2 separate regions of the Mus musculus genome follow, and region 2 is linked to region 1. A link is a loop called in an ENCODE intact Hi-C map of the cell type or tissue named here. Cell type or tissue: gastrocnemius. All regions are shown on one strand.

The links. Hi-C counts contacts between places; a loop is a spot of excess contacts. Peaks named below come from ENCODE experiments on the same cell type or tissue, not always from the same donor. Only the 100,000 strongest peaks of a DNase experiment are listed, where the experiment ranks them.
Region 2: a loop joins it to region 1, with 3 times the contacts of the local background. A loop is called at or near these places in 11 of 42 quality-filtered maps.

Annotation. Positions count from the first base shown.
Region 1 is chr1:34,301,154-34,303,653 of GRCm38, forward strand. Dst (dystonin) reads left to right here. Exons shown (of 103, transcript NM_001276764.1): 99 at 708-779; 100 at 1,677-1,879; 101 at 2,268-2,378. Among named protein-coding and RNA genes, the nearest start is that of Gm26788, 120 kb to the left of the region's middle. In gastrocnemius, no CTCF peak of the experiment used is centred here; no DNase peak of the experiment used is centred here; H3K27ac peaks cover 19 bases.
Region 2 is chr1:34,398,002-34,400,501 of GRCm38, forward strand. No RefSeq gene overlaps it. Among named protein-coding and RNA genes, the nearest start is that of Mir5103, 34 kb to the right of the region's middle. In gastrocnemius, no CTCF peak of the experiment used is centred here; DNase peaks (open chromatin) are centred at 1,351 and 1,603; H3K4me3 peaks cover 303 bases.

The DNA.
Region 1 (2,500 bases):
AATATGTGTGTGAGAGTGTGGTGTGAATAAAACAAAATGAGACAGAATTGAGCACAAAATTAAAATTATGCAACCAGAAAGTGCAATCACCATAAGATGCATACGGCTGCTGCTGGTCTGACACAGCAAGCTGTTCCACAGAAAGCTTCTTAGATATAGAAAAATGATGTGCTCCAATAATACAGTAAGAACATAAAAAAGCAACCTAGCCTTTGTTGGCACTGCTACAGCATTTTTTTGTCCTATCTGCAACTGTGTTACACTTTTCTGTGACTGGAACTGCAGTGGGCTTGCTCACCACATACACATCAGTAGGGTTCTTAGACTGCACCCTTGAGATGGGTACAGCATCAGCCAGGTGATAAAGTCCCTCAGCTCCATTACAGCCCATTGTGTCATTTGGGGCGTCATGGACTGCACTGTGCAAAGAGTGCAGCCCGAGGTAAAGGCAGCTCTGAGTAGGACACCACAGTGGAGCTACAAAGCGCCCTGAGGGGGACGGGCTAGCATGGCTGGCTGAGCCTTTGCAGCTGTTTCTTCCGGGTTGAGTCGGACCTTGCAGAGCTTCTTCTCCTGATGTGCCTTCTCTCCTAACTGTGTGCTAAAAGCTGGGTCTGAGCTCCCTCTGCACATCCAACCACTGTACTTTGTTTCCTCTGCTAACAGCGTTCTTTAATGTGACCGGAATCCTGTGTCGTTTCTTCTAGTTCACCATCACGGGAGTAAAATGTTGCGTTCGGAATCAAACTCTTCAATTACTGCTACTCAGCCTACTCTAGGTCGGCACCCCCCCCTTGGCTCCTCCCTCTCCCTTTTCTCTCTTTCACCTTCACATTCCCGCTTTCATGATTTGTTTTAATATTAATACGCTTCATTCACGCGTATGGCTTAACTCACATGCAGCGAGCTGGGGCTTCTAGTCATAAACTCTGAAAACGCAACACGCTCAGTGTTACACAGCGATCAAGCACATGCTAACACGTTGCCCATCGGGTCCTCGTGGAGCGTTCTCCATGTGCATATGTGTTTGTGTGAGTGCTACATCACCGGTGGCCTCTAGTGGATTCCTGGGTCTGGTGTCTGTTACTGCATGTTGGTAAAACCGTTTGGTTTTGGTTTGGGTTTTTGTTTTTTTTTTAAGGGCCAAAAAATTAAAATGCTAGTTGCCTCACTTGAGTGAAAATTCTGAAAGCTTTTATGTTATCTACATGACTAACAAGCCATCTCTGATTTTATATAATTGTTTAATCCCGATCCTAAATACTGGCATTCTCCGGACCTCGGCAATACATGTAAAAGACACGGCCCCGCCTTCCTCAGTGTGGTGTAAGGGTGACAACGTGTGGGCATCCGTAGCTGGTGGACTAACGGTAGCATGAGCTTTCCATTTTCATGCTGACTTTGTTTTACACTGGCTATTCCTGCTGCCGTCTAGTGTTAGAGTGAGCCCGCCCCTCCCCATCTCCATGGTCCCTCGTTTCTGAGAGGAATGCATTGTGAAGGAATGCATTTTTAACTTCTTGTTATGCTGAGTTGGAGCTGGCATGGCAAAAAGATGTTCTCGAGGTCCTCCGCGTGCTGTGTGGTGCCAGGTGTGCCCTCCCTCCCACAGAGACTGAAGGCTTTCTCTTCCTGTCTGTTCATTGTTCTTCTTTTGCCGCCTGCGTGCAATCCAGCTAAAGGAAGGACCAACATGGAGCTGCGGGAAAAGTTCATCCTAGCAGACGGTGCCAGCCAGGGTATGGCCGCCTTCCGACCGCGAGGCCGCCGATCTCGCCCTTCATCCAGAGGAGCTTCCCCCAACAGATCCACTTCCGCGTCGAGTCATGCCTGCCAGGCAGCCTCCCCACCGGTGCCTGCTGCCGCCAGCACACCCAAGGTAGGACTCCAGGCTGTGGCCCTCTCTCCCAGCGCACCCCTCATCCACAGCATCCTGGCAGGTGTTTCATTTCCCTAGTAGTCGTGGACCAGCCACATCCATTTGTATCTCTTCGCTCCATATTTTTAAACGTGTTCTGTCCAATGACCCATGAAGCCATTGTCTGTACAGGGTTACCCATCCAGGGGCTTTGTCGTCTCTCAGGTTGAGTTTTCTGTTTAAAGCTTTATTTTTTTATTAAAAATTTTGGTATTCCGGTTTGTCATCAGCTCTGTCTACCCTTGCCTTCATTACCTGTGTAAAGTGACTCCACGGTGAAGACCTCTTCTCTGTGGCTTTGTTTCTTACTGGCTCCCCTTTACATTTGATGTACCGTTGTTCCATGCAGATTCTCCATCCTTTAACACGCAATTATGGTAAACCATGGTTGGCAAACAGCAAAATGTCAACTCCCTGTAAAGCAGCAGAATGCCCCGACTTTCCCGTGTCATCCGCAGAGGTATCGTAAGGCCCCAGACCGCAGTCTTAACAGCCTTCTCTGGCTGACACTCACCTACTAACACCGCCTCACCACTGCCCTGATGTGTGCACTTCTGATAATACTACATCTTCCTGTTAACT
Region 2 (2,500 bases), 97 kb after region 1:
GGAGGATGGCAAGTTGGCCAGCCTGCGCCAAGGATATCTTGTCTCAAGAAAACAAATAAAACACACACACACAGGCACACACACGGGCACGCACACGCACACATATGCAGGTGAGTGCATACTCTCATGCACAAATAACCAAGAAACAAGATATTCAGGGGTAAGTTTGCACCAGAAAATAAATTATGCTATTCTTTAGAGAATAAACTTTCTGCTGACTTAAAATCAAGGATTTATCAGAGAAGAAAACAAAACCCTGACTCACCTGAGGACTCTAGCATATAAGTTTTTAGATGAGGAAAAGTAATGATGAGAAAGAAAGGGCTTATCTCTGATGAATCGTCTGGGTCAAGACAGCTCTCGAAGACTGAGACTTGAGGACCGCAGGGAGAGATGGGTAGGGAGTAGTAATTGCTTTTACCCCTGTTACTTCAAAATGAAAAAAAGAAATTAAAAAAAAAAAAAAAACCCAAGAACATGACTGTTTCTAAATGTGGAGGAGGAGAAAGTTTTTTGTAGATAAAAGGGAGAACATAGCCAGAGGCAGACACATCTGGAAGAGCCCAGAGTGGACGTGACCAGGCTGCGTTGGGCCATGTAAGCAGAAGTAGAGGGCAAGGGAGAAGGAAGAGAGGGGCAGGTGAAGCAGCCAAAAGGTCAAAGGTTAAAAAGGGGCAGGTAACTAAACCATCTGGATGATATATGGAAGAGCCTTTGCGGGAAGGACAGCCCAACCCCTGGGCTGGAGAGTTCAGGAGTAGGGGACAGCTGTACCCTATAACAGGTAGGGACTGGGCCATGTTGAGAACCTGGCAGTCAGGTCTACTTTGATATGTTAAACAGGCACCTCAGCCATTGGGGTTTGAAACGTAACAATTTTAATGTCTGATAATTGGGGATTCATAGGAGGCAGCTGCCTTGATTTTAGACACTTTGAGAACCGTGAAGCTCAGTTCTGGGGAAGCACTTCAGTGTCCTCTACTGGGAAAAGGACTTTACATATCTCCATGAAGTTCCTACAGAGTTCAGTTCACCAGAGCCTCAGGAACAAAAACGGAGACCAGAACATTTTCCGGAAACTTCTATAATCCCACTTTATAATCCCATAATAGAGACTACGTACTCTGCATAAGAGAAAAGATCATCTCAGGGTCTGGATATTTTCTTTCTGAGCTCTTTAGAGAAAGATCAGAGCTAACAAACCAGGTAGGATGGAAACTCCCCTTGATATGTTGTCTTTACTCAGAGAAAAGCAAACTGCAGACCTAAGGCAGCAGGGAGGTCAGGGTACCAAACTCCCGCTGTGAGATGCAGCAGGGACTTGCAATGGGAAAGCAGCTGCCTAAAGCCCTGTTCACCAACGTCCTGTGTGCTGCTAAGGATGGAGATAAGTCGGATTTTTGGGAGGGGTCTCCCCAAAGGGTCCAGCACACAGTCTTCTTTCTAGCCAGAGAAACTCCGTTTATCTGTGAACAACATCCTGGAGAAAGTGGCCCTTGGAAATGCTATCTGTGAAATGTCACTGTGTGCTAGGGACAGAAGCTGTTTGTTTCCACAGAGGTAAGGGCGCCCCTGCGGCTTTGGATGCTCATCTGCCTTTGCTCCAGAGTTCTCATTTACGGCACCTGATACTGCTGCATCTGCCAGGACACATTAGTTCCATCTCAATGGCTGCCTCTGCCAATTAGAAAGAATTTAGCATTAATGAGGGTCTGGACAACTAAATTGCTACCCATCGCTAACTCCAGAGACAACTGGGAGGGAAACATACTCCTTCAAAGACAGAAATGTGTTTTTCCACTCTAGCATAAACACACAATGATAATACGTTTATCTTGGCAGCCAACCTATTTACTGTGACTGATTACGTCAGCGTTCAGATCTGCTGTCCAGTAAGAGTCTGAGTCAGCCCAAGACAGTCCAGTTCAAATTATGCTCCCTTCCAACTGTCTAGATGTTCTGAGTTCTCACCTACTACCAACACAGACAGTTTTGTTTTCAAATCAGAGTTGCTCAGGGTCCTGAAGTGATTGTTCCAGGGTGGAATAGTTTAGTAAGGGGCAGGAGACATTTATGAAAGCATGTTGGATTATCTTATTTTTTTTTCTGGCTTTTGTCTTTGCTTTAATTTCTTTTGATTCCCAATTTTTTATTAGATATTTTCTTCATTTACATTTCAAATGCTATCCTGAAAGTCCCCTATACCCTCCCCCTGCCCTGCTCTCCTACCCACCCACTCCTACTTCTTGGCCCTGGCAGCCCCCTGTACTGGGGCATATAAAGTTTGCTAGACCAAGGGGCCTCTCTTCCCAATGATGGCCGACTAGGCCATCCTCTGCTACATATGCAGCAAGAGACATGAGCTCTGGCGGTACTGGTTAGTTCATATTGTTGTTCCACCTATTGGGTTGCAGACCCCTTCAGCTCCTTGGGTACTTTCTCTAGCTCCTCCATTGAGGGCCCTGTGTTCCATTCAATAGCTGACTGTGAGCATCCACTT